Regions from separate parts of the Homo sapiens genome. Here region 1 is linked to region 2. Evidence: read pairs that join two places in POLR2A ChIA-PET (ENCODE). Cell type or tissue: Panc1. All regions are shown on one strand. Each heading gives the region's core, and the rest is flanking DNA. Links, peaks and the distances in the headings are about the cores only.

Region 1 (16,524 bases), core at 4,359-12,358, 90 kb before region 2:
ACTCTTTGGGAGAGAGAGGATAGTATTCAACCTTACCACTTATGGTAATTAGTATTAATATTGGAGGGGAGAGCAGGTCCTAACTACAGTGTAAGAGAAGAGCACACAAGAGAGATACTGTATAGGCAAGTTTGATATACAAAGTGGGATTAAAGAAAAGTCTAGATACTTGTAGCACTGACATCATTTATCAAACAGGAATAGCAAGAACCAAAAGGCAACATAAACAATTTAAGGTTTGGTACTGGGAGGCTGAGAGAGAAGAGGCGTTAACTGAGTCTGCCTTATTTCATAACTTTTGTCCATAAGTAAGATTTTATCATAGAAATTAAAGAGACATTGCCTCTGCGGTAGCTCTGTAGCCATAATGGTCACCCTGTCTCCTGTATTTTACTTCTCTTATTCATCTTTTAGTGACAACCAAAGCATCTTAAAAGTTACATTATCCCCTTTTCCTCTTCAAGAACTTGCGATGGCTTTCATTGACTGCAGGATAAAGTCCAAACTGCTGAAGCTCACATTTAATGCCTTCCATAAAAAGAAGCCAACCAGGCCGGCCGCAGTGGCTCACGCCTGTAATCCCAGCACTTTGGGTGGCTGAGGCGGGTGGATCACAAGGTCGGGAGATCGAGACCATCCTGGCTAACACGGTGAAACCCTGTCTCTACTAAAAATACAAAAAATTAGCCAGGCATGGTGGCAGACGCCTGTAGTCCCAGCTACTCGGGAGGCTGAGGCAGGAGAATGGCGTGAACCTGGGAGATGGAGCTTGCAGTGAGCCAAGATTGGGCCACTGCACTCCAGCCTGGGTGACAGAGCAAGACTCTGTCTTAAGAAAAAAAAAAAGAAGTGAACCTGTCTTCCAGATTAATTCCTATCACATCACTCCTGGAATTGTTACCAGTCTCCATGATTCACATTCTCATTTTTTTCTATCTTTTTTTATAAACAGAAAATGCCATTACACCATGTAATTAATGTTTAAAATTCAATTATCCTTTAGATTTCAACACTGCTTACTTTTTTTTTTTGAGACGGGGTCTCACTCTGTTGCCCAGGCTGGAGTGCAGTAATGTGATCTTGGCTCATTGCAACCTCCGCCTCCCGGGTTCAAGCGATTCTCCTGCCTCAGCCTCCCGAGTAGCTGGGACTACAGGCGCATGCCACCAGGCCTGGCTAATTTTTGTATGTTTAGTAGAGATGGGGTTTCACCATCTTGGCCAAGATGGTCTCGATCTCCTGACCTCGTGATCCGCCCGCCTCGGCCTCCCAAAGTGCTGGGATTACAGGCGTGAGCCACCGGGCCCGGTCCTACACTGCTTACTTTCATAGTACCCTTCCCAGACTCCCAAAGTTGTGAGGCACCCTGGGGTGGGAAATAGCACAATTCTGGGTTAACCAAGGTGGAGATGCCAATGGAAGACACTGGCCACCACTACTCAGTGATAGCATGTCACATATTTTCCACAGTTGAACTCTCCATGTATCTTAGACAATCCATAAATCACTGAAATCATTTTCCCAGTTGGCTTGCTCAACGGCAGATGTCCCACACTGACTTCTTTGTTACCTTCCAGCCAAGCTACTTTACCCAAGGAAAAGAAAACAAAGCATACCTTCCCCAGACTTTGCCATTTTAATCTCCTGCCACTTAAATTTGTTAAACAATTCCTGTTTCTGCTTTATTTCCATACTCTCATATGCAAGTAAACGCTTAACAGATTAACTAATCAGTCCCTCTGATAAAGTTCTTATAGCCGGGCCGGGCACAGTGGCTCACGCCTGTAATCCCAGCACTTTGGGAGGCCGAGGCGGGCGGATTACCTGAGGTGGGAAGTTTGAGACCAGCCTGTCCAACATGGAGAAACCCCGTCTCTACTAAAAATACAAAATTAGCTGGGCATGGTGGTGCATGCCTGTAATCCCAACTACTAGGGAGGCTGAGGCAGGAGAATCGCTTGAACCTGGGAGGCAGAGGTTGTGGTGAGCTGAGATCGTGCCATTGCACTCCAGCCTGGGCAACGAGAGCGAAACTCTATCTCAAAAAATAAATAAATAAATAAATTAAATTAAAAAATTAAAAAATAAATAAAGATCTTATAGCCATACCTACAAGGCCAACTCAATTAGAACTGATGCTGCAGTTCCTGAGCTAGACCTGGAGGGAAAACGGGCTACTGCAAAGCACTCTATACTGTCGTATTTGCCTGTAAACCACCGACAACTAGGTCATCACAGCCACAGAATGTGTCAGACCCAGCCTCCCCACTGAAGGAGAGTTTGCCCTTGTGTAAATTTAGTAGAGGTTCATCTTTCAGTTTTCCCGCACAGATTAGGAGCTTTATGCTGTCAGGGTCACTTCCTACTGCTATGCATGTGTCAACATCTTCTTTCAGAAATTGACAACACACTGGACGCAGCCCTGACTCCAATAGTTTTGGTTTTAGCAAGAGTCGACAAAAAGAGTCAAACTCTGTAAAATACTTGAAAAGATTTATTCTGAGCCAAATATGAGTGACTATGGCCCATGACACAGCCCCCAGGAAGTCCTGAGGACATGTGCCCAAGGTGGTCGGGGTGCAGCTTGGTTTTATACATTTTAGGTAGGCATGAGATGTCAACCAAACACATTTAAGTAATATATTGGTTTGGTCCAGAAAGGTGGGACAACTCAAAGCCGGTGGGGTGTGGCGGGGGGGCTTCCAAATTTAAACATTTTCTGGTTGACAATTTGTTGAGTTTGTCTAAAGACCTGGGATCCATAGAAAGGAAATGTTCATGTTAAAATAAAAGATTGTAGAGACCAAGGTTCTTTTGAAGTCTTATAGTGGCTGTCCTTAGAGACAATAGATGACAATGATTTTCTATTCAGATATTTAAAAGGTGCTAGACTCTTAGTTAATCTCTTTAGGATTGGGAGGGCCTGGAAGAAAAGATCTAGCTATGTTAATAGAGATTATTATTATTATTATTATTATTGAGACAGTTTCGCTCTTTTTGCCCAAGCTGGAGTGCAATGGCACAATCTCGGTACACTGCAACCTCGGCCTCCCAGGTTCAAGCAATTCTCCTGCCTCAGCCTCCCACTATAAGCTGGGATTGATTACAGGTGCATGCCACCACTCTGGGCTAATTTTTATATTTTTAGTAGAGACAGGGGTTTCACCATGTTGGCCAGGCTGGTCTTGAACTCCTGACCTTAGTTGATCTGCCCGCCTCAGCCTCCCAAAGTGCTGGGATTACAAGCATGAGCCACTGCAGCTGGCTGAGATTCTTTACGGATGCAAATTTTCCCCCACAAAGGACAGCTTTGCAGGGCCATTTCAAAATGTGGCAAAGAAACATGTTTTGGGGTAAAATATTTTGACTTTCTTCTTTGTCACATGTTATGCCAGAGTCAGATGGGAAAGTAAGTCATGATATACAGGGTTAAATAAAATCCATCTGATGAGAATTTATGGTTAGTAGGGCATGACTCCCTAGACTCCTTAGATAGGAATTAGGGTAAGATTTAAAAATCAGAGCTTAGTCCTCACAAGCAAAAAATGATAGGAGGGCCGGGCACGGTGGCTCATGCCTGTCATCCCAGCACTTTGGAAGGCTGAGGTGGGTGGATTGCTTGAGGCCAGGAGTTTGAGACCAGCCTGGCCAACATGACAAAACCCATCTCTACTGAAAACACACACACACGCACACACACACACACAATTAGCAGGGCGTGGTGGTGCACGCCTGTAGTCCCAGCTACTCGGGAGGTTGAGGCAGGAGAATCGCTTGAACCCAGTAGGCGGAGGCTGCACTGAGAGGAGATCATGCCACTGCACTTCAGCCTGGGCGACAGAGCGAGACTCTGTCTCAAAATAAAAAAGGCGATAGAGGATGTGGTTTTCTGTCCAGTGTAATCACCCTTGACAGTAAGTTGAAAAGACCGCAGATTGGAGCTGCCCTGCTCGGAGGGTTTGTGCATATTTATGTTATTTGAGCTGAGAAAGAGGGGCCAGTGAATTTCCTCTGCTTAAAATTATAGGAGAGACCTAGAGAACAATTGTGTTAAAAATCATGTTTTTAACCACTGTTACTTTTTTTTTTTTTCAATTGAGCACAGCTTAGAATTCTGTTGGAAAAAAAAAAAAAGAACATCATTTTACCACCACCTCAATGTTCCTTTTCATGCTCATCATCATCATTTTTTTTTTTTTTTTGAGACAGAGTCTTGCTCTGCCACCCAGGCTGGAGTGCAGTGGTATGAGCTTGGCTCACATCAACCCCTATCTCCTGGGTTCAAGTGATTCTCCTGCCTCAGCCTCCCGAGTATCTGGGATTACAGGCGTGTGCCACAATGCCCAGCTAATTTTTGTATATTTAGTAAAGACAGGGTTTCACTATGTTGGCCAGGCTGGTCTCGAACTCCTGACCTCAGGTGATCCACCCGCCTCGGCATCCCAAAGTGCTGGGATAACAGGCGTGAGCCACTGCGCCCTGCAAGCTCCCCATTTTTAACTAGGATTTTATTTTTTATTTTATTATTTTATTATTATTATACTTTAAATTTTAGGGTACACATACACAACATTCAGGTTTGTTACATATGTATACATGTGCCATGTTGGTGTGCTGCACCCATTAACTCGTCATTTAGCATTAGGTATATCTCCTAATGCTATCTCTCCCCCCTCCCCCCACCCCACAACAGTCCCCAGCATGTGATGTTCCCCTTCCTGTGTCCATGTGTTCTCATTGTTCAATTCCCACCTATGAGTGAGAACATGCAGTGTTTGGTTTTTTGTCCTTGCGATAGTTTACTGAGAATGATGGTTTCCAGCTTTACAATATGCTCCTAGTCAGGATTAAGATCTGCCTTCCTCACATTTCAGCTAAGACCTCAAACTTTCATCAGGGTATGTTTCTTAAAAATTGATCACATAATGGAGCTTTCCTGCAAATAAAATGTTAAGTCACACCTCATTGTCTTCAAGTTCAGTTGCCGAATTGCCTGGTGCGAGGCTGAGCAGTGTGCCACTTCAACTTCATGCGCTGCTCTCCCTTTACGGTATACAAGTCATACTAAACTACTATATGCTAAAGGGAAGAAACTGGTAGAAAGTGAAAAATTAAAGGAGTGAGAGGGAAAAAGATCAAGAGGGTGAGGATGGGGAGAGATGATCTCATTCATGTCCATATATATGAATATACATTTTAACTTGATAGCTTCCAAACTTATATCCTCCTGTCTAAACCCCAGAGTCTCAGAGAGGCGTAACCAACAGTTTCCATGCAGTCTCCAGTGAATTATCTTAAAAACATTACAAAGCTAAATGACTAATGTAAAATTTCTTTTTCTTTTTCATGAATTGAGGCTTTCCTCATTCAATTCCAAGGAAAACTTTGACTTATTCCATTAGCAAGTTTGAGCTTTTTTTTTACTGTTTGGTGCAGTAGGACTTAGCTTAGATTAACTTGGTACATATTTCACCAGCGAATGCCTTATTCCTCACTTTTAGAAATCACTGTTTAAATTTTCTCCTGAATCTGGTCTTCCTCCAGTCTTCTCCATACTAATAAATAGCTGTACTTTCCATGCATCAGCTCAGGTAAATGATCTAGAAGTCATTCTTCACTTCCTTTCCTTTCCTTAATACATTTTCCTCTCCAATTCAGCTGCAAGTCCTGATGATCCTATCTCCAATATATCTCTCAAATTCCTACATTTATCTCTCTCTCTCCCTTTATTCCCACCACACCCATCCTATCCACAATCATCTCTTATCCACTATTCTTCAGTACCTCTGAAGACTTTCCCTGATCTTCTGATCTTTGACTTCTGACCTTCTGACTTTCCCACTCCACTCCATTCTCCTGTAGCATTGAGAGTCATTGTCTTAAAATTCAAATTGCATCAAGTGACTTATTTAAAATCCTTCCACAGGCCAGACGCAGTGGCTCATGCCTGTAATCCCAGCAGTTTGGGAGGTTGAGACAGATGAATCACCTGAGGTCAGGAGCTGGAGATCAGTCTGGCCAACATAGTAAAACCCCGTCTCTACTAAAAATACAAAAATTAGCTGGGTGTGGTGGCTCATGCCTGTAGCTCCAGCTACTTGGGAGGCTGAGGCAGGTGAACCACTTGAACCCAGGAGGCGGAGGTTGCATTGAGCCGAGATCGCGCCACTGCACTCCAGCCTGGGCAACAGGAGGGCAACTCTGCAAAAAAAAAAAAAAAAAAAAAATCCTTCCACCGCTTCTCAATACATGTAAAATATAGTCCAGACTTCTGGTCCGCAAGGTCTCTCTCCTTCCTCTTGAACTTTGTTTCCTGTAGCTGTCTCCCTCGCTCCCTGTAATCAGCTACTCTACTCTCTCTCTCTCTTTTTTTTTTCTTTTTGACAGAGTCTTGCTTTGTTGCCCAGGCTGGAGTGCAGTGGCACTATCTCAGCTCACTGCAACCTCTGCCTCCTGGGTTCAAGCAATTCTCCTGGCTCAGCCTCCAGAGTAGCTGGGACTATAGCCGTGTGCCACCACACCCCACTAATTTTTGTATTTTTAGTAGATATGGGGTTTCACCATATTGGCCAGGCTGGTCTTGAATGCCTGACCTCAAATAATCCACCCTCCTTGGCCTCCCAAAGTGCTGGGATTATAGGCGTGAGCCACCGCACCCAGCCTCTACTCTTTTTCTTTTTCTTTTTTTTTTCTTAAGTTTCCCAGATTTACCAAGGCTTTTCTTATCTTTGAAAATGCTTTTCTTTTACTTTGCTTCTCCCAAGTATCCTCTACCCTCTCCTATCTGTTGTCCCCTTTCAGTCTTTGTTTAGCTCTTTGTATTTATAAATCTGCTACTATTTTATCTTGGTTTTTCTTAATATTCCTAAAAATTTAACTCTGTGAAGATATAAACTCTGTGAAGACCCAGAGGCAGAGGCCCTGTTTGTTTTGCATGCTCTACACTATTCTTGGTACAAAATTTCTTTTCTTTCTTTCTTTTTTTTTTGTTTTTGGAGACAAAGTCTTGCTCTGTTGCCCAGGCTGGAGTGCAATGGTGCGATTTCGGCTCACTGCAACCTCCGCCTCCCTGGTTCAAGCGATTCTTCTGCCTCTGTCTCCTGAGTAGCTGGGATTACAGGCACGTGCCACCACGCCCAGCTAATTTTTGTATTTTTAGTAGAGACGGGGTTTCACCATGTTGGTCGGGCTGGTCTCGAACTCCTGACCTTGTGATCCGCCCTCTTCGGCCTCCCAAAGTGCTGGGATTGCAGGCATGAGCCGCCGTGCCCAGTTGGTACGTAATTTCTTAAATCATACTTGCTGAACACACATAAAACCTGTTAAATGATTGTAATGCAAGCACAACTCAAATTATTTATTTATGTATGTATTTATTTATTTATTTATTATTTTTTTTGAGATAGAGTTTTGCTCTTATTGCCCAGGCTAGAGTGCAGTGGCATGATCTCAGCTCACTGCAACCTCCACCTCCCAGGTTCAAGCGATTCTCCTGCCTCAGCCTCCCGAGTAGCTGGGACTACAGGCCCGCACCACCACGCCCGGCTAATTTTTGTATTTTTAGTAGAGACGGGGTTACACCATGTTGGCCAGGATGGTCTGGAATTCCTGACTTCAAGTGATCCACCCACCTCGGCCTCCCAAAGTGCTGGGATTACAGGCGTGAGCCACTGTGCCCAGCCGAGCCAGTGTTTAAAGAGTAGATGTGAAGAAAGTTAAAAAGGATTTTAAAAAATTGAGAACAATAATGATGGTGATGGAGGTGATTAACAGATGTATTAGATTCAGTATAGAAAGAATTGAGGCCAAAGGGGTACAAATAACTAGTGACCAAATGGGGGAGTTACGGGAGTGAGAGACTCCATGTGACTGAGGAGCAGCACATGTGAAGCAGATGAGGAAAAGGCACACTATGGGATGGACACAGGGGACAGGGTAGTAGCATGTCATGGTTGGAAGTGATTCTATATTTCAAATAAGGTGGTAGGGGCTAGGGAGTGGATGTGGGGAAGAGAGATTCCTTTAGGAATAGACATTATGTCTTATCCTTTAGGATAAGACATTATAGGCAAGATTTCCCCCAAGATATTCTAATGCCAATGAACATTTTACCTTTGCCAAGTCTGTGATGTCCTGGTGCCTTAATAGAAGAGCCTAGAATGTCTTTTGGAATGTGTCTTTGATGACTAAATGACTCATTTGGCAGCAGTAAAACAAGGTCCCTTCAGGCGCTATTAGCAATTCATGCATTTCAATAATTCCCAGAGCCAATTTGTTAAATGACTCAGGATAATTTCAGATCCCCAGCAGGTTATACTCAGAACATTTTTCCCTCCGGGCTGAGTGAGCATTCCAAGAATGTAGTTAACAAGGAGCTGCATAATCAGCCAATTCTTGGCTCTGTGTTGCCTCCTTGAGTTCTGGAGTTAATTAATTGCCTAATAAACAATTAGTTTTCTCAAATATTCCTTACCTCTACCCAGAACATATTACGAGGAATCACTTATATCTGTTGCTGTTTACCGCAATCAACAAGTATTTATTGATAAAAACAAAGCCATTTCAGGTGTGACAACAGTAACATAGTTGGCAAAAAGATAAATGGGAACATGGCTCTCAGATAAGTCATAGCAGGCAAGGGAAGGTTAGAAGACAGTAGGAAGAATAACATACATATGCATAACACTTTACAAATCATGCCACATATATTTAGCTTCTTTGATCTTCACAAAAACCTTCTGAGGTGTTATTATTTCCCATTTTTTAGGGAAAAAACGGCTTTAAAGATTTCAGGCCAGGAGCAGGGGGTCAGGCCTCTAATTCCAGCACTTTGGGAGGCCAAGGTGGGCGGATCACCTGACGTCAGGAGTTCTAGACCAGACTGGCCAACATGGTGAAACCCCCTCTCCACTAAAAATACAAAAATTAGCTGGGCACGGTGGCAGGCAGCTGTAATCCCAGCTAGTCGGGAAGCTGAGGCAGAAGAATTGCTTGAATCCGGGAGGTGGAGGTTACAGTGAGCTGAGACCATGCCATTGCATCCCAGCCTGGGCTACAAGAGCAAAACTCCATCTCAAAAAAAAAAAAAAGGATTTCAGTGACTTTTCTAAGGTGAGTAGTTTTTCCCTAAATGTGCGTCACTTCCTCGATTTTCCAATAATAATACTTTGGGAGGTGGTATGTTTTGTGGATAGATTAGCACTGTGCTGCGGCATGGTCCATGGGAAGCATCTCAACCAGGCTTAGTTCAGCATTTAGTTTTTGCTCCAAGAACTCGAGAGATGTGCAGATAGGCTCAAAGGAGAGAGTGTGTTTTCCACCATGGCTCCTCTAGGTGGCAGTGAGGGCCACCACTAGAGACTAGCGTGTGTCACTATAGAGGTGTTGTGGCTTTAAGTGGTCCAGGCAAAACAGGAAAGAAGTAAAGCAACACTATTCCTTTAGAGTTAAAACAGGGTGCAGGTATACATGCATGTGCGCACATATATGTGTTTGCAGTGCGGAGGAACTGAAGAATTAATCCAACTGTGACTGCACAGTATGGAGTTTTTCATACTGCTGAGGGGTAGGACCAGAGAGAAAGAAAGACTGATATTTGGCACTTAAATACTATACTGTGTTCTCTTTGCCCATATCAGCAATGCCATCCCTAGCTTTTAGATATCCGAGTGGGTATGTTGTGCTGTCTAAGATGATCATTGTCATTCGGTGTAAAATCGATTGCTGTCTCAGGAGGAAAGATGCATGCATTCAGTGCATTAATGTCGATGGCTGTGCTGACACTGTTGTCTTTCTTTTCCAGTTAACCGCAGTGGATTCGCTGACAGAGAGAGACACAACTTGCAGTATCATGTGGGTACAGGAATTCTATATGCACTCAATAGTTAAAGGAATTCAAGACACCTTGATGCTTTCCTGGTTTAGTAGTAATCAGTGTGGCTAGAGATTACTTGCAGATTTTGGCCATTGGATACAAAATTAGAGTTCCCAATTAGAGCATTCTGTATCGGAAGATATAAAGGCCTGTGAACGAAGAGTAAGAACCATCTTTCCCATAGAATGATGGTGTTAGATGCCATCTTAAAACTTCTGAGGGTTAGAAAAGTATGTGTTCCATTTTCCCACAGACTCTGGACATCACTCCACTCCTATTTATAAAATGACAGCTCTCATCAGTTCCAAGAGTCAACTATTCGAGTCGACTCCTTCTCTGTTGGAGGCAGCTGCTTTTCTTCAGGTACTGGGGGTAGATCAGGTGCTTTCTGCCCGCACATGGCTACTGTGAAGCGACTCATGTGAAGAGCTTCTTCATACCCTGGGAGGGTGTCCAAAGAGGAGGGCAGCTGGCCCAGGGAGCTGTGGGAGTGAGCCACAGCCAGGATCCTCCGAGCTGCAGGGCCAAACACCGACTGCAGAGCTGTGAAGAAAGAAGGAACAGAGCTAAGAAACTAAGGGAAACAGGACACCCTCAGACAGCAGAGACTTACTTCACACTTAACTGTCGCTTCATTTTTTACAAGTATCCAAACTCATTGTCACTCCTTGCCCCAAATTTTATGAATATCCTTTGAAGCATGTTTACAACCCAGCTTCCTGCTCTGCTAGAAGGACCTGTTTTCTCTGGTAACCTCAAATAATCTAAAGAATGTTTCTGTATCTCTCTCTCTCTCTTTTTTTTTTTTTTTTTTTGAGACGGAGTTTTGCTCTTGTTGCCCAGGCTGGAGTGCAATGGTGGATCTTGGCTCATTGCAACCTCCGCCTCCTGGATTCAAGTGATTCTCCTGCCTCAGCCTCCCAAGTAGCTGGGATTACAGGCGCCCGCCACCATGCCCAGGTAATTTTTGTATTTTTAGTAGAGACAGGGTTTCACTATGTTGGCCAGGCTGGTCTTGAACTCCTGACCTCAGGTGATCCACCCGCCTTGGCCTCCCAAAGTGCTGGGATTACAGGAGTGAACCACCACACCCAGCCAAGAATGTTTCTGCATCCTGCAACTCAACCCTGCCCTTTCCCCTTTCAGACTTAGATCCCTTTCCCCCAGCCCCCGATACTATAGACTCCTTAGGATTATTTATTTTTACCTCATCTCTTTTCTTTTTTTTTTTTTTTTTAGACAGTGTCTCACTCTGTCACCCAGGTTGGAGTGCAGTGGCACAATCTCGGGTCGCTGCAACCTCCACCTCCCAGGTTCAAACAATTCTCTCCTGCCTCGTCCTCCCGAGTAGCTGGGATTACAGGCATGTGCCAACGTGCCTGGCTAATTTTTTTTTTTTTTTTTTTTTTTTTTTTTTTTTTTGAGACGGAGTCTCGCTCTGTCGCCCAGGCTGGAGTGCAGTGGCGCGATCTCGGCTCACTGCAAGCTCCGCCTCCCGGGTTCTCGCCATTCTCCTGCCTCAGCCTCCTGAGTAGCTGGGACTACAGGCGCCCGCCACCACGCCGAGCTAATTTTTGTATTTTCAGTAGAGATGGGGTTTCACTGCGTTAGCCAGGATGGTCTCGATCTCCTGACCTTGTGATCCACCCGCTTCGGCCTCCCAAAGTGCTGGGATTACAGGTGTGAGCCACCGTGCCTGGCCAACAAAAGTGCCTGGCTAATTTTTGTATTTTTAGTAGAGGTGGGGTTTCACCATGTTGGCCAGTCTGGTCTCAATCTCCTGACCTCAAATAATCCACCTGCCTCGGCCTCCCAAAGTTCTGGGATTACAAGCATGAGCCACCATGCCCAGTTATCTTTTTTCTTTTTCTTTTTCTTTTTCTTTTTCTTTTTCTTCTTTTCCTTCCTTCCTTCCTTCCTTCCTTCCTTCCTTCCTTCCTTCCTTCCCTCTCTCTCTTTCTTTCTTTCCTTTTTTATTTTTTGATGGTGTCTCACTCTGTAGCCCAAGCTGGAGTGAAGTGGCGCCATCTCGGCTCACTGAAACCTCCGCCTCCTGGGCTCAAATGATTCTCGTGCCTCAGCCTCCCGAGTAGCTGGGACTACAAGCCCGTGCCACCACGCCCAGCTAAATTTTGTACGTTAATAGGGACGGGGTTTCACCATGTTGCCCAGGGTGGTCTCAAACTCCTGAGCTCAGATGATCTGCCCGCCTTGGACTGAGCCACCGTGCCCAGCCTTGGTTATCCTTTTTTCCTAAGATGACAGTGAGAAAGGGGAGGTAGGAAAGGTGAACAGCAACACATCATATCATTCTATTTTGTTGTTGTTGTTGTTTTGAGACAGGGTCTTTCTCTGTCGCTCACCCAGGCTGGAGTGCAGTGGCACGATCTCGGCTCACTTCAACCTTTGCCTCCCGGGTTCAAGCGAGTGTCACGCCTCAGCTTCCCAAGTAGCTGGGATTGCAGGTGTGTGCCACCATGCCTGGCTAGTTTTTGTATTTTTAGTAGAGACGAGGTTTCACCATGTTGACCAGCTTGGTCTCGAACTCCTGACTTCAAGTAAGCCACCTGCCTCAGCCTCCCAAAGTTCTGGGATTACAGGCATGAGCCACTGCGCCCAGCCATCACTCTCTTTTCAAAATAAATATCCACATTTTGCCAGCTGGTGTTCTGACTGGTACTTGCTCCTCAATTTTAGGAAAGAGCATAGTCCAGGCACAGTGGCTTATGCTTGTAATCTCAGCATTTTGGGAGACAGAGGCAGGTGAATCATGAGGTCAGGAGTTTGAGACCAGCCTGGCCAACATGGTAAATTGTCTCTACCAATAATAAAAATAAACAAATAAATAAATAAAAATTTAAAAAAATATAGCCTGGTGTGGTGGTGGCTGCTTGTAATCCCAGCTACTCAGGAGGCTGAGGCATGAGAATCTCTTCAACCCAGGAGGCGGAGGTTGCAGTGAGCTGAGATTCCCACCACTGCACTCCAGCCTGGGCAACAGAGGGAGACTCCGTGTCAAAAAAAGAAAGTAACCATTTTGGCCAGGCATGGTGGCTCACGCCTGTAATCCCAGCCCTTTGTGAGGCGGAGGCAGGTGGATCACAAGGTCAGGAGTTTGAGACCAGCCTGGCCAAGATGGTGAAACCTCGTGTCTACTAAAAATACAAAAATTAGCCAGGCATGGTGCAGGTGCCTGTAATCTCAGCTACTCTGGAGTCTAAGGGAGAGAACTACTTGAACCCGGAAGGCGGAGGTTGCAGTGAGCCTGAGATTGCACCACTGCACTCCAGTCTGGGCGACAGAACAAGACTCCATCTCAAAAAAAAAAAAAAAAAAAAACCGTCATGGAAAGAATAGAACCACAGAAGAAAAGGGAAAGTGTCTTATAATCATTGAGAAAATGTTAAGGCTAAAATTTAGTGTATCAAGCCTTGAAGAATAAAGAACTGAAAGTACATGTCATTAATTTCTTTAAAAATATAAAATAGTATAGATAATAGAAAAAGTAGATTTCACAAAATCCAAGACGTTTTGAAAAAGGCATCCGTTTGGAGTTCAAAATAGTTTTTAGCAAAGTAACTATTTATAAACTGGCTAATTCTTCCTATTCAATATTTCCAATAGCCTCCAATATTTCACTTCTTTCTTTATCATGAGCCAGACAGACCCTTGAGAACACAGCTTCAGTGACAGCCCAGGTCACTGCACCATCAGGCTTCTGGGAATGGAAATTATTGTGAGTCCTGGAATCTTTAATATTACTCGATCAGTGGTTCTACACCTTTGCACCCTTTTCATTATTCCCTTAAATTGGGTCCTCCTCCCAGGTTAAAAGTTCAGTGTACTCACATGTGATAGTGCTCTGGAGAGTGCTGTCGTGATCGAAAGCAATGACGGTCACTTCACAGGGTGGTGGGCCCCCATCTTCCCCATTTTGCTGGCGGCTCAGACAGCAGCAGCGGAAGCACAGGGACGTCAGGCCACACAGGAGAAGCAGCGCGCCAATTACCACTAGCAACCTGCAAAAGCCCACGGGGCGAGTGGGAGCTCTGGGATCTGGCTTTTTTCCCAGCTCTGCTGTAACCAGTCTTTAATGTCTGTGTTTTGATTCTTGTCTAAACATTTTATAGAATAATTATAAATATTTTAATTTATAATTTTAATTTCAAGGCTTTTGCTTTATAGATACACCTCCTTATTTTGTCAGCTGCAGTAAGTCAATTCATTAGAACAAATAGTAAGACATTTAAGGTAGTTTGGGGGGCTGCTTCTTTTTTCTTTTCTGAGACAGAGTCTTGCTCTGTTGCCCAGGCTGGAGTGAAGTGGCACGATCTCAGCCTCCTGAGTAGCCAGTACTATAGGCACATGCCACCACACTCGACTAATTTTTTTTTTTTTAGACAGAGTTTTGCTCTTGTTGCCCAGGCTGAAGTGCAGTGGCACAATTTCAGCTCACCGCAACCTCTGCCTCCTGGGTTCAATCGATTCTCCTGCCTCAACCACCTGAGTAGCTGGGATTACAGGCATGTGCCACCACGCCCAGCTAATTTTGTATTTTTAGTAGAGACGGAGTTTCTCCAGGTTGGTCAGGCTGGTCTTGAACTCCTGACCTCAGATAATCCACTGTCTCGGCCTCCCAAAGTGCTAGGATTACAGGTGTGAGCCACCGCGCCCAACTTTTTTTGTATTTTTAATAGAGATGGGGGTTTCTTTATTTTGCTCAGGCTGGTCTCGAACTCCTGGCCTCAAAGTGATCTGCCTGCCTCAGCCTCCCAAAGTGTTGGGATTACAGGTGTGAGCCACCACGCCCGGCCAGGCTCTGCTTTTTAATTCACTAAAGTAATCTTCGTTGAGATATTTCTAGAACAGACTCCGAGGGAAGGACACAGTAATGGTTTGATGTTTGCGGAGGAGATGGTATTGAAAAAGGAAATCCTGACATATTGTCACATAGGTAGTGATGAAGTAATGAAATCTTACTCCATGAGATGCTAAGTAAGTAGGCAGGTTGTCATTTTTAATGGCCTTGAGGAATACAGTGTCTTTCTGGGTATTATAAGTGAAACTTACCATATATACCAGAGATGTACCCAGTCTGTGGTCAGGCAACTATAAAGAAAGAATAAAGTTTTCTACATTAAAAATATAGTCAATCCCTGTTATAACTCCAGACTCAGAAATATGAGTTACAATATGATGTGATACCTTGTTATAAATAAAGCACCATGGGTTATGTTTTTAAAATTCACTGTAGCTAGTTGAATCTTTTGCCAAATGATATGCTTTAAATAGTACTTTATACTATAGATGGCATTGTCTGAGTCATTTTGTAAATCATTATAAAACAAACTAGTGATCATTAGAAGTGTCCATAGAAAACATGTCTGTGCCTATTGCAAACATTTATGATAAAAATGACCAAGAAAGGGCCAGGTGCGGTGCCTCATGCCTGTAATCCCAGCACTTTGGGAGGCTAAGGCTGGCAGATCACGAGGTCAGGAGTTGGAGACCAGCCTGGCCAACATAGTGAAACCCCATCTCTACTAAAAATACAAAAATTAGCCGGCCGTGGTGACGCCATCTCAAAAAGAAAAAAAAAATACTAAGAAAGAACTTGGAATGCAAGTTTACAAAGAGTAACTTTGAAAATGGATGTGAAACTTAAGGCTTGTGTATATTTGAGGTCAATAAAATGTAAACATAAAGAAAATTTCAGTTATGAGTATGAAAGTCATACAATCACATTTGTAATTTATCTTTTGCAAGCTGTTGCAACACTCCCACTGAGAATGTAGGAAAAAAAAAACTTAGTTTCTTCCTGCTATACTCTCCCAACCCTCTGACACCAGATGTGGGTGGGTGAGGATTTCCGCACACACCAGGCAAGCAATCTTCCAGCAACAGACAACAGCTGAGCGTCCTCTAATTCAATTCAATGCCAACACCACCTGCTTGGAGATAGGATCCGATCCCATAGGGTGAGGACTCAGTCCCCTAGACGGCTCCCCAGAATTCTGATGCCAATCACAATTTGTTTTGCCTGTGCTTCTGACCTACTGGTTATAAATTGGGGGTTCCCTGACTCCCTCTTGAGGTTGCGTTAATTTGTTAGAGCAGCTCACAGAACTCCGGGAAACACTTACTTACATCTACAGTTTATTACAAAGAATATTACCGAGGATGCGGATGAAGAGATGCGTAGAGCAAAGCATGTGGGAAGGGGCACGGAGCTTGCAGGTCTTCCGAGTGCACCACCCTTCAGAAACCACTGCCTGTTCAGCTTTACAGAAACTCTTCAAATCCATCCTTTGGGATTTTCATGAAAGCCTCATTATGTAGGCGTGATTGATTAAATCATTGGCCATTGATGATCAACTTAAACTTCAGCCCCTCTACTTTCCTTGGATGTTGAGGGGTGAGGCTTTAAGCATTCTGCATTGGTCCTTCCAATGACCAGCCCCATCCTAAATCTACCTAGGGGCTGCCAGCCACCAATCAACTCATTAGCATGCAAAATGATGCTACTTACTTTGGGGATTTTAGAAGTTGTATGCTAGGAGATAGGGACAAAACCAAATATATATTCTCACAATATCACACCCACCGTAAAGAGTACCCTAATTTTTCACATCCAGGATCAAAACTAATTT
Region 2 (16,524 bases), core at 4,237-12,236:
CTCAGCTTGGTTGTTATTGGTGTATAGCAGTGCTACTGAATTGTGTACATTGATTTTGTAACCTAAGAGTTTACTGAATTTGTTTATCAAGTCTAGGAGTCTTTCAGAGGGGTCTTCAGAGTTTTCTAAGTATACAGTCATATTGTTGGCAAAGAGTGACAGTTTGACGTCCTCTTTACCAATTTGAAGGCCTTTTATTTCTTTCTCAAGCCTGATTGCTCTGGCTAAGACTTCTAGTACCATGCTGAATAGAAATAATGAAAGTGGGTATCCTTGTCTTGTTATAGTTCTCAGGAGGAATGCTTTCAACTTTTCCCCTTCCGTATGATGTTGGCTGTGGCTTTGTCCTATGTGGCTTTTATTATTTTGAGGTAAGTCTTTTCTATGCTTAGTTTGTTGAGGGTTTTTATCATAAAGGAATGCAGGATTTTATTCAATGCTTTTTCTGCATCTATTGAGATGATTGTATGGTTTTTGTTTTTAATTCTAATTATGTGATGTATCACATTTACTGGCTTGCTTATGTTAAACCATCCCTGCATCCCTGGGATGAAACACACTTGATCATGATGTATTATCTTTTCATATATTTCTTTTTTTTTCTTTTTGAGACAGAGTCTCATTCTGTCATCCAGGCTGGAGTGCAGTGACATGATCTCAGCTCACTACAACCTCCACCTCCCGGGTTTGAGTGATTCTCCTGCCTCAGCCTCCCAAGTAGCTGGGACTACAGGCATGTGCCACCACACCTGGCTAATTACTGTATTTTTAGTAGAGATGGGGTTTTGCCGTGTTGGCTGGGCTGGTCTCAAACTCTTGACCTCAAATGATCTGCCTGTCTTGGCCTCACAAAGTGCTGGGATTACAGGCATGAGCCACTGTGCCCAGCATTGTACTATCTTTTTGATTGGCTGTTGGATTCAGTTAGCTAGTATTTTGTTAAGGATTTTTACATCTATGTTCATCAGGAATATTGGTCTGTAGTACTGGTCTTTTTAAAATTATATTCTTTCCTGGTTTGGGTATCAGGGTGATATTGGCTTCATAGAATCATTTAGGGAGGATTCCCTGTTTTTCAGTTTCTGAATAGTTTCAGTAGGATTAGCATCAATTCTTTGAATTAATGATAGAATTCAGCTGTAAATTCATCAGGTCCTAGGCTTTATTTTGTTGGCTTTTTTTTTTTTTTTAAATTACAGATTCAGTTTTGCTGCTTGTTATTGGTCTGTTTAGGGTTTCTATTTCTTCTTGATTTAATCTAGGAGGGTTGTATTTTCTAGGAATTTATCCATTTCCTCTAGGTTTTCTAGTTTGTGTACTTAAAAGTGTTCATAGTAGTCTCAAATGATTTTATGTATTTCTGTGGTATCTATTGTAATGTTTCCAGTCTCATTTCTTTTTTTCCCTGGAGGATAAACTATTTATATTTTGTTTGTTACTATATAACATATTGACTGCTTCAAAAAGCAATCAAACCAAAACCAAACAAAAACCTAGAAATCCAGAATTTGACAGATACAAATGTGTGATGGTTGCCTTGTAACAGTCAGCTTGGGAAGCTATATTTCTATATCAACAATGTCAAGTTTGCAAAAGACACAAAACTAGAAAAAACAGTTAACACTGTTTCCGTAGATTGTATTATTCTCTCTTTTTTAAATTCTTATACTTTAAGTTCTAGGGAACATGTGCACAACGTGCAGGCTCATTACGTAGGTTTACATGTGCCACGCTGGCCTGCTGCACCCATCAACCCATCATTTACATGAGGTATTTCTCCCAATGCTATCCCTTCCCCTGCCCCCCGCCCCACAACAGGACTCGGTGTGTGATGTTCCCCACTCTTTGTCCAAGTGTTCTCATTGTTCAATTCCCACCTACGAGTGAGAACATGTGGTGTTTGGTTTTCTGTCCTTGTGATAGTTTGCTCAGAATGATGGTTTCCAGCTTCATCCATGTCCCTGCAAAGGACATGAACTCATCCATTTTTATGGCTGCCTAGTGTTCCATGGTGTATGTGTGCCACATTTTCTTAATCCAGTCTATCACTGATGGACATTTGGGTTGGTTCCAAGTCTTTGCTATTGTGAATAGTGCCACAATAAACATACGTGCGCATGTGTCTTTATAGTAGCATGATTTATGATCCTTTGGGTATTGTAATGAGAGCGCTGGGTCAAATGGTATTTCTGGCTCTAGATCCTTGAGGAATTGCCACAGTGTCTTCCACAATGGTTGAACGAGTTTACACTCCCACCAACAGTGTAAAAGCGTTTCTATTTCTCCACATTCTCTCCAGCATTTGTTGTTTCCTGACTTTTTAATGATCACCATTCTAAGTGGTGTGAGATGGTATCTCATTGTGGTTTTGATTTGCATTTCACTGATGACCAGTGATGATGAGCATTTTTTCATGTGTCTGTTGGCTGCATAGATGTCTTCTTTTGAGAAGTGTCTGTTCATATCCTTTGCCCACTTTTTGATGGGGTTGTTTTTTTCTTGTAAATTTAAGTTCTTTGTAGATTCTGGATATTAGCCCTTTGTCAGATGGGTAGATTGCAAAAATTTTCTCCCATTCTGTAGGTTGCCTGCTCACTCTGATGGTAGTTTCTTTTGCTGTGCAGAAGCTCTTTAGTTTAATTTGATCCCATTTGTCAATTTTGGCTTTTGTTGCCACTGCTTTTGGTGTTTTAGTCATGAAGTCCTTGCCCATGCCTATGTCCTGAATGGTATTGCCTAGGTTTTCTTCTAGGGTTTCTATGGCTTTAGGTCTAACATTTAAGTCTTTAATCCACCTTGAATTAATTTTTGTATAAGGTATAAGGAAGGGATCCAGTTTCAGCTTTCTATGTATGACTAGCCAGTTTTCCCAGCACCATTTATTAAATAGGGAATCCTTTCCCCATTTCTTGTTTTTGTCAGGTTTGTCAAAGATCAGATGGTTATAGATGTGTGGTGTTATTTCTGAGGGCTCTGTTCTGTTCCATTGGTCCATATCTCTGTTTTGGTACCAGTACCATGCTGTTTTGGTTACTGTAGCCTTGTAGTATAGTTTGAAGTCAGGTAGCATCCACCTTTGTTCTTTTGGCTTAGGATTGACTAGGCAATGCGGGCTCTTTTTTGGTTCCATATGAACTTTAAAATAGTTTTTTTCCAATTCTGTGGAGAAAGTCATTGGTAGCTTAATGGGGATGGCATTGAATCTATAAATTACCTTGGGCAGTATGGCCATTTTCATGATATTGATTCTTCCTATCCATGAGCATGGCATGTTCTTCCATTTGTTTGTGTCCTCTTTTATTTCATTGAGCAGTGGTTTGTAGTTCTCCTTGAAGAGGTCCTTCATATCCCTTGTAAGTTGTATTCCTGGGTATTTTATTCTCTTTGTAGCAATTGTGAATGGGAGTTCACTCATGATTTGGCTTCTGTTTGTCTGTTATTGGTGTATAGGAATGCTTCTGATTTTTGCACATTGATTTTTTATCCTGAGACTTTTCTGAAGTTGCTTATCAGCTTGAGGAGATTTTCGGCTGAGACGATGGGGTTTTCTAAATATACAATCATGTCATCTGCAAAGAGGGACAATTTGACTTCCTCTTTTCCTAATTGAATACCCTTTATTTCTTTCTCCTGCCTGATTGTCCTGGCCAGAACTTCCAACACTATGTTGAATAGGAGTGGTGAGAGAAGGCATCCTTGTCTTGTGCCAGTTTTCAAAGGGAATGCTTCCTGTTGTTGCCCATTCAGTATGATGTTGGCTGTGGGTTTGTCATAAAAAGCTCTTATTATTTTGAGATACGTCCCATCAATATCTAGTTTATTGAGAGTTTTTAGCATGAAGGGCTGTTGAATTTTGTTGAAGGCCTTTTCTGCATCTATTGAGATCATCATATGGCTTTTGTCGATGGTTCTGTTTATGTGATGGATTATATTTATTGATCTGTGTATGTTGAACCAGCCTTGCATCCCAGGGATGAAGCCAACTTAATCGTGGTGGATAAGCTTTTTGATGTGCTGCTGGATTCAGTTTGACAGTATTTTATTGAGGATTTTTGCATCAGTGTTTATCAGGGATATTGGTCTAAAATTCTCTTTTTTTGTTGAGTCTCTGCCAGGCTTTGGCATCAGGATGATGTTGGCCTCATAAAATGAGTTAGGGAGGATTCCCTCTTTTTCTATTGATTGGAATAATTTCAGAAGGAATGGTACCAGCTTCTCTTTGTACGTCTTGTAGAATTCAGCTGTGAATCCGTCTGGTCCTGGACTTTTTTGGTTGGTGGGCTATTAATTATTGCCTCAATTTCAGAGCCTGTTATTGGTCTATTCAGAGATTCAATTTCTTCCTGGTTTAGTCTTGGGAGGGTGTATGTGTCCAGGAATGTATCCCTTTCTTCTAGATTTTCTAGTTTGTTTGCATAGAGGTGTTTATAGTATTCTCTGATGGTAGTTTGTATTTCGGTGGGATCGATGGTGATATCCGCTTTATCATTTTTTATTGCATCTATTTGATTCTTCTCTCTTTTCTTCTTTATTAGTCTTGCTAGCAGTCTATTGATTTTGTTGATCTTTTAAAAAAACCAGCTCCTGGATTCATTGATTTTTTGAAGGGTTTTTTGTGTCTCTGTCACCTTCAGTTCTGCTCTGATCTTAGTTATTTCTTGCCTTCTGCTAGCTTTTGAATGTGTTTACTCTTGCTTCTCTAGTTCTTTTAATTGTGTTGTTAGGGTGTCGATTTTAGATCTTTCCTGCTTTCTCTTGTGGGCATTTAGTGCTATAAATTTCCCTCTACACACTGCTTTGTGTCCCAGAGATTCTGGTACATTGTGTCTTTGTTCTCATTGGTTTCAAAGAACATCTTTATTTCTGCCTTCATTTCGTTATGTACCCAGGAGCCATTCAGGAGCAGGTTGTTGTTCAGTTTCCATGTAGTTGTGAGGTTTTGAGTGAGTTTCTTAATCCTGAGTTCTAATTTGATTGCACTGTGGTCTGACAGACAGTTTATTGTGATTTCTATTCTTTTACATTTGCTGAGGAGTGCTTTACTTCCAACTATGTGGTCAATTTTGGAATAAGTGCGATGTGGTGCTGAGAAGAACGTATATTCTGTTGATTTGGGTTGGAGAGTTCTGTAGATGTCTATTAGGTCTGCTTGGTGCAGAGCTGAGTTCAATTCCTGGATATTCTTGTTAACCTTCGGTCTCGTTGATCTGTCTAATATTGACAGTGGGGTGTGTGTTAAAGTCTCCCATTATTACTGTGTGGGAATCTAAGTCTCTTTGTACATCTCTAAGGACTTGCTTTATGAATCTGGGTGCTCCTGTATTGGGTGCATATATATTTAGGATAGTTAGCTCTACTTGTTGAATTGATCCCTTTACCATTATGTAATGGCCTTCTTTGTCTCTTTTGATCTTTGTTGGTTTAAAGTCTGTTTTATCAGAGACTAGGATTGCAACCCCTGCTTTTTTTTTGCTTTCCATTTCCTTGGTATATCTTCCTCCATGCCTTTATTTTGAGCTACTCCTGCTCACACTTGGTTTTCATTTGCATGAAATATTGTTTTCTACCCCTTTACCTTGAATTTATATGAGTCCTTACATGTTAGATGAGTCTCTTGAAGATGGCAGATATTTGGTTTGTAATTTTTAAAACTGATTCTGCCAATCAGTTTCTTTTAAGTGGAGCATTTAGGCCATTTATGTTCAATGTTAATATTGAGATGTGAGGTACTGTTGTACTCATATTAATTGTTACCTAGATACTTTGTGTTTTTCATTGTGTTGTTGTTTGATAGGCCTTGCGAGTTTTATGCTTTCAAGAGGTTCTATTTTGGTGCATATTGAGCTTTGTTTCAAGATTTAGAACTCCTTTTCACATTTCTTTTTTCTTTTTTTTTTTGAGACGGAGTCTCACTTTGTTGCCCAGGCTGGAGTGCAGTGGTGCGATCTTGGCTCACTGCAACCTCCAGCTCCCTGGTTCAAGCAATTCTCCTGTCTCAGCCTCCCGAGTAGCTGGGACTACAGGTGCCCACCACCATGTCTGGCTAATTTTTTATTTTCTTTTTTCTTTTTTTTGAGATGGACTTTTCCCTCTTGTTGCCCAGGCTGGAGTGCAATGGCATGGTCTTGGCTCACCACAACCTCCACCTCCTGGGTTCAAGTGATCCTCCTGCCTCAGCCTCCCAAGTAGTGGGGATTACAGGCACCCACCACCACGCCCAGCTAATTTTGTATTTTTAGTAGAAATGGGTTTTCACCATGTTGACCAGGTTGGTCTCAAACCCTTGACCTCAGGTGATCCTCCTGCCCTGGCCTCCCAAAGTGCTGGGATTATAGGCATGAGCCACCAGGCCTAGCTTATTTTTGTATTTTTAGTAGAGATGAGGTCTCACCATATTAGCCAGGCTGGTCTCGAACTCCTGACCTTGTGATCCTCCTACCTTGGCCTCCCAAAGTGCTGGGATTACAGGCATCAGCCAAAACACCCAGCCCTTTTCACATTTCTTGTAATGCTGGTTTGGTAGCACTACAAATTCTCTCAGCATTTGTTTGTCTGAAAATGACTTTATCTCTCTTTCATTTCATTTTATCTCTCTTTCATTTAGTTTTGCTGGATACAACATTCTTGACTGACAGTTACTCTGTTTAAGGCAGCTAAAGATAGAGTCCCAATTCCTTTGGGCTTATAAGGTTTCTGTTGAGAAGTCTGCTGTTAGTCTGATAGGTTTTCCTTTATAGGTGACCTGATGCTTTTTGTCTGACTGCTCTTAGATTTCTTTTCTACATGTTGACTTTAGATGGCCTGACGACTATGCCTTCGTGGTGATCTTTTTGCAATGAGTTTCTCAGGAGTTCTTTGAGCTTCCCAGATTTGGGTATCTAAATCTCCAGCAAGGCCAGGGAAGTTTTCCTCAATTATTCCTTCAAATAAGTTTTCCAAACTTTTTGTTTTCTCTTCTTCCCTCAGGAACACCAATTATTCTTAGGTTTGGCTGTTTTACATACTATCATATTTCTTGGAGACTTCATTTACTTGATTCTTTTTTCTTCATTTTTGTCTGATTGGCTTAATTTGAAAGCCTCGTCTTTGAATTCTGAAATTCTTTCTTCTACTTGTTCTAGTCTATCGTTAATACTTTCCACTGCATTTTGTAATTCCCTAAATGTGCCTTTCATTTCCAGACGTTCCTTTTTTATGATATTTAGCTCTCTAGAAAATTTTTCATTTATAATCTGAATTTTTTAAAAAAATTCTTTATGTTGGTTTTCACCTTTCTCTGGTATCTCCTTGAGTAGCTCTTATACAACATTCTGAATTTTTCATTTGGTATTTCTAAGATTTTATCTTAGTTTGGCTTCATTGCTTGAGAGCTAATGTGATCTTTTGGGAGGTGTTATAGAACCCCATTTTATCATATTAACAGAATTACTTTTCCGGTTCTTCCTCATCTGGGTAGACTATTTCTTCTAATTATTCTTAAATTTATTTTTGATTTGACTGTGTGATTTTATTTCTTATTTTCCTTCTTAAGAATTTGACTTTAATGTTTATAGTTTGTTATAGCCTAATTTGGTTCTTGGTGCTTTTAGGGGTGAAAATTCTGTATGATTTCCTTGGTTATAGAGAAACTTTGTATGATGGCTTTCTCAGATGCTAGACATAGTAGTAATGTGCTGAATGTGTGAGCAAACTTACTGTCTCTGGAAGCTTATCTCATTCCAATGTGGTATGCACTTTTAAATTTATTTACTTTGCTCCAGTATTTTATTCACTGGGTTGATGGTTCAGGCTTCAGGCCAGTAGTGGAGGTGTTCCTAGGTAGGAACCAGTTGTGGCTAAAGAAGGTGGGTAAATGCAATACCCAATGGTGGGCAGAGGTCTCAGCCTTGACAAAAGGGGCTGGGGGAGCTGTCAGGGAGACACACTGAAGTCTTATCAGGGGAAGGGTGGTAGCCACCTTAGCTCCCCTGTCAGGTCAGCTGGGAAGCTATCCATCTCCCAGACTCACATCTGTCCCAATATTCTGGCTATTCAGATCAGACAGGCCTCTCTTTTCATCTGCTGGAATGTTAGTGCTCCAAGTAGAGAACTGTGACTCTGCCTCTTATGTAAGCCTGAAACTGGAGGGTTGCTTCCCCTGTGGGGTTGCGGTCACCCTGAAGTGTTCTACAAAGTCTGTCTATGGGTGCACCCATGCTGAGCTCTTGTGGGAGAAGACCCAGCTGTGTCTGCAGTGGTGGACGAGGTTGGTAAGAAGTCCCCTTCTCCAAGATCCTTGATAAGCACCAGGGCTGTCTGACTGTTGGGACAGCTGTAGACATTCCCTGCTGAGCCCAGCACTTCAATTCTGCCTCTATTGAAAGAAACTTCCCACCAGTGGAACAATCTAATCCTTAAGACCTGCCATCTGGATTCTTTATTCACACAGGGTGTTCCCTTGATGTGGCACACTCTCCCTTTCCTTAGGAGTAGAAGTTCCTGAGAGACAGACTACTATGAGTGCTGCTGCTCCTCAGGGTCTAGCCACTCAGTGGCTCCAGACTAGTGCTGGGGGATGTCTGCTAAGGATCCAGTGATATGACCTGTCCTCCAGTTTTCCAGCAGCTGTTATCAGCACCAGGTCTGATGGGGGTGCCAGAGGCGTGACATAGACCTGTGAGATTCCTTGATTATAGATAACTTTAGTGTGTTGTCTTTCTTGAATGCTAGTTCAGGTAGTAATAAACTGGTCATGTGGATAGACTCAGGACCTCCTGGTTAGACAGGGTAGTGCAGGAAGTGGTAATAGCTGAGGTCACACAGTAGTTTTGTCCTTCTTGAGTGCAGTGTTATTCCACCTACAGATGCTGCAATGGACTGTGTTGGTAGGCTTCCAGCTACTGGGTGGCATTTGCAAAAGAGTATCAGGTGTGGTAGTAGCAGTGGGATTTGTGCTTGCCTTATGTTGCCCAGGGTAGGTAGTCTGGCTTCTCAGGTGATGGATGGGGCTATAAATCTCCCCAGGGTTTCTGTCCTTTGTATTAAGCTACCACGGTGGGTGGAGGGGCAAAGCCAGATGAGGGCTGTGTTAGGTGGGTCTGCACTCTGAGTCACCATGTGCATGGCAAGCAGCGGCCCCTTTTGGAGATGTGGTTGCACAGGGAGTGGGGAGTAGTAGGCAGCAGTAAGCCTAACCCAGATGTCACACAGTTGGCAAGGCAGATCTGGCTCCTGCAGTACTCTGCTAGCAGCAGTGAGCTAAGTTCCAGGCAGTCTGCACTCAGAGCTCACAACTGCCTGAGGCCATAAACTTTTCCCGTGGTGATAGCAACTGCTGGCGTTCAGGCCATGCCCCTCTCTGTCCACCCACACAGCTGGCACCCAGATCCTGCACTCACGGCTGCAACACATTTCCCACTCACCTTTCTGGTTCTGGCCAAGGGAGTTCATTTCACTTGAGGTTATATTGTGAATTTCAGTTGGGAGTTTTTACAATGTGCAACCCCTGGCTGAGCTAGTTGGCTGAGTTCCGTGAGGTTGTCTGTGAGGCATAAGGAATAGTTTCCCTTGGCTCATGCTGGAGACTGGGAATGCACACAAGCCTCTTCCTGCTGCTGCTCTTACTTTTATATTCATCACTGCTCTTTTAATTGGTTCCAGTGCTGGGACGGGTTAAGGCCTTCCCCCATGGCATGGACTTTCAGGTTCCCCTGTGGGGGTATGTATCCTGGAGCCAGTCTCTTCACCTCACACACCCTGGGAGCTTACAGTTTTTCACCTAGCTCATGGTGTAGGTATAACCTGCTGCTTCTTTCAAAGAGTCTGTGGATTCTTTCAGTTTTCCTGTTCAGTTCCTGTGTTGCTTCTTGGGAAAAGAGTTCACAGTGAGAAGGTTTTTTTTTTTTTTTTTTTTTTTCAGATGGAGTCTCGCTCTGTTGCCCAGGCTGGAGTGCAGTGGTGTGATCTTGGCTCACTGCAACCTCCGCCTCCCGGATTCAAGTGATTCTCCTACCTCAGCCTCCCCAGTAGCTGGTATTATAGGCACCCGCCACCACGCCCGGCTAATTTTCATATTTTCAGTAGAAACGGGGTTTTGCCATGTTGGTCAGGCTGGTCTCGAACTCCTGACCTCAGGTGATCCACCCACCTCAGCCTCCCAAAGTGCTGGGATTAAAGGCGTGACCACCATGGCTGGCCCACAGTGAGAATTTTTTACTCACTATTTTGTCCTTCCAAGTGGTAGAGTCATGCTAACACTGCCTCCAATCTGCCATCTAAAAAAAAAAAAATTCCAATTTTTAAAAAATTTAGAATAATTTGATGAACAACAAACAGCTTGAAACACATGTGAATCCACAATGTGCACTTCCTCATAGATCTTTTATATGGTCTGGCTACCCCAACTGGAGCATTCTGACACTCCTTTATATTTAGCATGCTTGATTTTGCCCACCTATCACCTAACATCTGGAAAAGTTTTGGTAGAGTAATATAAGTCTATTGTACAGATTCAGGAAGAACTTTTAGACATTATCTAAAACAATCTTCTTGTCTTTCAGTTTAGGAAATGTAGATGCAAATTGTTAATTGTCCTCCCAAAGGCACAAGGTTGTTACTGATACCTGTCTTGTTATGGTTTGAATGTGTTTCCTGCAGAATTCAGGTGTTGCCAGTGTGGTAGTATTGAGAGAGGTGGGGCCTTTAAGAGATGATTAGTCCTTGAAGTCTTCTCTCTTGAGGATGGTATTAAGGCCTTTATAAAAGACGCTACATGTAGCATTTGGCTGGCTTGACCTTCTGCTTTCTGCCACGTGAGAATACCCTTCCTCCTCTACAGAGAGTGCAGCTCTCACCTGACATCCAAACCTGCCAGTGCCTTGATCTTAGATTTCCCACCTTCTGGAATGCTGAGAAATACATTTCTATTGCTTATAATTTATCTGGTCTCAGGTATCCTGTTGTAGGTCAGCACAAACAGACTAAGATGGGAATATAATTCTAATGTACTGATTCAGGAAGAATTTTTTCACATTACCTAAAACATTTTCTTCTCAGTTTAGGAGATTTAGGCACAAATGAACTGGCTTCCCCAAACCACATGGTGGTTAGTAATAGTTTTAAAAGTTTTTACTTCCAGTAAATTGTATAATTCCTCGTGATCATAATGTACCAAATGTGCTATAAAATGTTGAATCAAGTTCAGATACTATAAGAAAGACCACTACTCTGTTCTTGGAGAAAGGAAGGGGCTAGGTCCTATAATCTCTTCTCTTTTCACAAAGACACAGAGAGGTTAAACTAAGTGACTCCCTAAAGGATGGGTAAGAAACAGGGATGTGTGTCCTTCCAAGTTATTATTATTCTGCAGACTCTGAAGGAACCACAGTGCTACACCGTGCTATTGTAAGTTCTTGCCTTCTTTACAGTGAAGTTACATGAGAAATGCAAACAGGTAAACAAAAAAGACCTGAGAAAGGCCAACTTTTTGACAACTGTTTAGACTGAGACGGCCTAAACAGAAAACACATGCTATTTCCCCTCAGCCTGACTGATTTGGCATTCAGAGTACAAGCTCACAGGAGAGGGGCTGGGCCTGTCCAGTCAGGAATTGCAGTCAGAGACTTTCCCTGCCCCTCGCTGGGAAAGAACATTAGGAATGCCTTTTAGTGCCTTGCTTCCTGAACTAGCTCACAGTAGCCCGGCGGCCCAGGGCAATCCGACCACATTTCACTCTCACCGCTGTAGGAATCCAGATGCAGGCCAAGTACAGCAGCACGAGGGACATGCTGGATGATGATGGGGACACCACCATGAGCCTGCATTCTCAAGGCTCTGCCACAACTCGGCATCCAGAGCCCCGGCGCACAGGTACCCTGTCTCCTGGAGTCCAAATAGACCACAGTCCTTGTGAAATGTGTGAGATGATCTATCCCTCCTAGAAATGGAGATATTTAGCTTGCATCTTATAATTTTATTTCCAATTACTCGCCCTGTGACATAGTAGTGATTTTTTTTTTTCAGTTATATTCAGTTCCATAATTCCCACACTTAGAGAAGGATTTTATTTCCTGGGCCACTCAGCCAATCTAAAGCTAAAATATGACTTCAGTTCTAGTGAAAAGGACTCACATGGTAATATACACAGGACTAGGTTCTAGGTCCTAAACCAGGTATGCCACTTTCCTTCTGTGTAACTTTGGATGAGTTGTTTAAGTATCCTGGTAGCATCATATTCTTTATTTATAAAATATTAACGGCCACAAACATGTATAAAGGGCTCATTATGTGCTGGCAGTGTTTTAAATACTTTAAGTATATTAATTCATATTAACTTGACTTAATATTAAATAGAAGTAATAAAACTTCCTTTACAAGGTGGTTGTGAGTACTGAGAATGATAAATTATGTAAAATATTTGAATGTCTGTCTGATCTGATATAGACTGACACAAAATTGCTGAAAGGAACACTTTAGGTTCTTAAGAAATGGAATGTTGAAAGGAATCCCACATTTTAACATTCATTCAGTGCCTGTGTTTTAATATGCCCTTTCCCTTCTGATTATATCATTGTTTTCTTCACCTTTGTAAATCTGGATATACCTTTAAAAAAAAAAAACTATCCTGTTCCTTATTTCTTTATCAAATAACTTTTAGTTTTCCTTCCTTTCTCCTACTAAACCCTCCATTCACTTTCTATTTATTTCTATTTATTAAATGACCCTCCACCTGAAACCTACTAATATGGCTTTTTTTTTTTTTAACTAAACTACCCAGTAAGCTGTTAAGGGACATTGGGGATTTCCAACCTCTTTGAAATGAAGCTAAGTGACAAAAGTAGGGATGTCAGCTTTTGTAGCCACAGGATATGTGTAATAGGATACAAAGCGTTTTCCTCCAAAAAAACTTACGAAGAGTCCATTTTTACGGCTGTGGTTTTGAGTAGCTTGTATATAACTTCATTTTCCACCTTTGACTGGAGCCAGGAACTCTGTCAAGGACTAGAGATCAGCATAATTAAGAACAGCATGTACAAATAAGTTCTGCTGAGGTTGAAGGGTGGAGAGGGAGGTGGAGCAAGATAAAACACTAGCTGCAACATCTGGGAGCTTCTTTGTAAGAAATGGATATTGAAACAGTAGAAGTGGAGATTACAAAGAATTGTCTTGGAAGAAATCATCTGGAAATAGTTATCTTAGGCAACATATATGAGATCTTGTTTTCATCTTTTTATGGTAATACAAACATTTAGGGGAATACCATCATAGAAGTATAATTATTTCTTAGATAAACATATCTGATATACCTTCGCTGATAAAAATAACAGCAGAAATCACTCAGAAATTTTCGGCAATGTGGAGGATTCAGATTCAACATAATGATGTGATACCATTAAGAGCTGGCAACTTTTATTTTTTAGAATTAATAAAAATAAATCACACACACATTCATTTAATTTCTAGACTTTTGTCAATAACAATTGACGTAACAACTATGTTTGTGTTTAAAAATGCCAAACAATTAAGATAGTAAAAATGCCAAACAATTAAGATAGTGAAAATGAAAAACAACAACCTCATACATTTTTCACAAACTTATGTTTGGGGTCATGTTATCCTAGTACTGAGGATATAATGTCCAATGTGATATGGTCCCTGTTCATAAGGAAATTGAAAGTCTAATACAATTCTCAACTAAGGAGTAAGTATAATAAGGTGTTATGGCAGAAGCATGTACAGTACAGCCGAGAGCTTAACCAAGCTCTCGGCTTAATTTTTACCTAATTAAGTAGAGGAGTTCAGGAAAGGCTTAACAGAAGGAGCAACTGTGGAGTTGAGTTAATTTTAACATCTTCCACATAATAAGGAATCGGGAGTGAGGGTGTTTGAGAGGCTGGGGACACTATAGACAGAGAGACGTATGAAGGGAAAGTCATGAAGGTTTTCAGTAGCTTTGTATTTTTAGAGAACTATAAGCAATATGTATGGCGTAGGTGTAGAGTTGGAGGAGGGAAACTTAGCAAAGGGGTAAGTCTGGCAAGTTAAGGAGGGATTTTAGGGCATGCTGATCTAGTTTAATTCTATTCAATAGTTAAAATGAAGTCAATGCAGGATTTAGATAGGGAGAAACAAAATTTTGCATTTTGGAAAGACCTTCCTGGCTGCAATGGAAATGATAAGTTGAAGGTATATGAAACTGCATGTGCTGATACCAAATTTTTCCACTAGTCCAGTACAAGGGTAGAAAAACCTGAACTGAGGCAGTATAGTAAAAATAAGGAAAAAGAATCAGATATGAAAGATGTCGAGGTGTTGGAGTTTAGATAATCGGTGATTGGTTACATGTGAGGAGACAAGGAAAGGGACTTCGGTGGTAGGTTGACTAGGTTCTGTTTGATGTAATGTAGATGGTGCTGATGTTAACTGAGACAGAAACTATAGAAGGGACAGGAAAGATGATGAATTGAGTTTGAGTTTAAGGGGTCTGCAGAAGGAGGGACATGCATTTGGAGCTGTCCAAAGACACCCGTATATGCAGGATGTGGGTTGGGCTACATAGACATGTGGGAATTACTGGCATAGTAATTAAATAAATAAAGTAAATGAGGTACCTAAGTCATTAAGTCAAATAAATGGCTAGTAACTAAAATGTATGAGAGTGAGTGAGATCACTGAGGGAAGGAATGTAAAATGAAAACATGAATGAACAGAAGAGAGTGTCAAGGAGATAATCTGAGGGAATATCAACACCTGAGGAGCAAGAAGAATGAAAGATTCCAAAAGGAGCTACCAGGGATGAATAGCAGAGAGTGGTAGAAGCAGGAGTCTTGGAGAGAGACAACAAGGGCATCAAGAGACAATAAATTCAAGAGTAATGGAAAATTAGAGTAATGGAAGGACAATAAATTCAAGAGTTTTAGAAAAGTCAATGATAATGACTGTGAGTTTTAAAAACAACAAATAACAAATACTGCAGAGAGTTTAAGCGAAAGGAAGACTAAAATGATTATTTAACAATTTATCAATAAGGAGGAAAATATTTAGTTTTGACAGCAGTGGTTTGAAAAGGAACTGATGGTTACATAATAAAATAAACAATTTAAGTCATTTTCTCTTTTTCTTTCTCTCTTTTTTTTTGAAGATAAAATGGGTTATTGCTGAGGTATTACAGCATTGGGTGACAGATTTTAAGAATGATTTTTTAAGATGTGGGAAATTCTAACTCAATTGTAGATTGAAAATAAGTTCAGGGAGAGAACTTCACATTAACAGTACAGTAAGAGGAGAGAGGATGAAATAACTGACAGGCTGAGATTCCTGCCAGAGACTAAATTTTATCCTATCAAAAGAATATGAAAAATTACTTTGGTTAAATAATTTTAAAAAATTTAATAATAAATTCAAGTTCCTCTTTTCCCTTGTTCACATTAATTACAGTACTATTGAATTTCCCAGCGTTTTAGTTTTATTTCCTCAATTACAGCATAAATCCCTCATCACAGTCATGACATAAATCGCTGTTAACTGATTCAACAACTCTTTAAATCAAACCTACTAATGACAAGACATTATGGGATGTACTAGAGGAGCCTCTTTTTCAGGTGCTTAGAGAAGTGGAAGGAATACTCTAAATCAATAGTTGTAGTAAATGTCATTTAGTGCTATTAAATCAATGTTGGAGGCCGCAGAAGCAATATAGGAATGAATGAGTTACTGATTGAGTTTAGTTTTGCGAGTTCCCAGAGGAAGTGACATGATCTGGACCCATGAGGCTAAGAAGTAAAATGGGATCCTATTAGGAGGAGCCTGATACAGTACACTAAGAAACTGACTAAAACAGAAAGAGCCTTGGGAAACTTCTTCCTATGGAAGAGAGGAAGTATGATTAAATTTATGCTTTCAGAATTCATCTTGCTGGCAGAGTGGACATTTCATAATGTAGAAGGGAAAAGTTGCAAGCTGCTGTCATTCTATGATTCCAGATGCACTGCCATGTATAAATATTGATCTGAGATGTGTTGGGAGGATAGGAAGATGATTGAAAATGTCCAGCTCTGGAATCAGTCAGCTTGGGTAGCTCTGTGCAACTTAGTGACTTAGGCAACTTAAGTGACTCCTTGGTAATTCAATTTTTGTAAAGGTTGCTTCCAGTGAAATAATGTGTATCTAGAACACACTTATGGTTACTATTAATAACTATTTCTCTCTCTCTCTTTTTCAATACTCTCCATCCAATCATTCTATATAAAGACATGGAGAAACACAATCCTGGGGAGTTACTAATAGTTCATTAGTAACTATTGCTAATAGTAGCTGTGTGTTCCTGAATAAGCTGTCTAAACCTGCTAGGCCTCAGTTCCCTACCTGTAAAATGAGATAATAATATCTACCTTATAGGGGGTGTTTGTGAGGCTAGATGAGAACATTCATATAAGACATTTTTCTCAGTAACTCAAGAAATTTGAGCAATTATCATTAATGGTAATGTTGTTTTTGAATTATATTTCAGTAAATAATATCTGTTGATGGGGATATAAAATTGAGTCA

Evidence for each region. ChIA-PET counts read pairs that join two places held together with the same protein. Peaks named below come from ENCODE experiments on the same cell type or tissue, not always from the same donor. Only the 100,000 strongest peaks of a DNase experiment are listed, where the experiment ranks them.
Region 1: POLR2A ChIA-PET joins it to region 2 with 11 read pairs; 4 of 35 experiments call an interaction of 5 or more read pairs at or near these places.

What each region holds. Positions count from the first base shown.
Region 1 is chr12:10,183,789-10,200,312 of GRCh38, reverse strand. TMEM52B (transmembrane protein 52B) reads right to left here. Exons shown (of 5, transcript NM_001384896.1): 3 at 14,945-14,983; 4 at 13,724-13,893; 5 at 8,509-10,417. The coding sequence ends at 10,173. Among named protein-coding and RNA genes, the nearest start is that of TMEM52B, 13 kb to the right of the region's middle. RefSeq lists silencers at 3,750-3,799, 3,836-4,036. In Panc1, for the core only: CTCF peaks have their summits at 9,110 and 9,326 (motif pointing right); a DNase peak (open chromatin) is centred at 9,332; H3K27ac peaks cover 2,413 bases.
Region 2 is chr12:10,094,131-10,110,654 of GRCh38, reverse strand. CLEC1A (C-type lectin domain family 1 member A) reads left to right here and starts at 11,670. Exons shown (of 6, transcript NM_016511.4): 1 at 11,670-11,847. The coding sequence starts at 11,733. In Panc1, for the core only: no CTCF peak of the experiment used is centred there; no DNase peak of the experiment used is centred there; H3K4me3 peaks cover 546 bases; H3K27ac peaks cover 4,942 bases.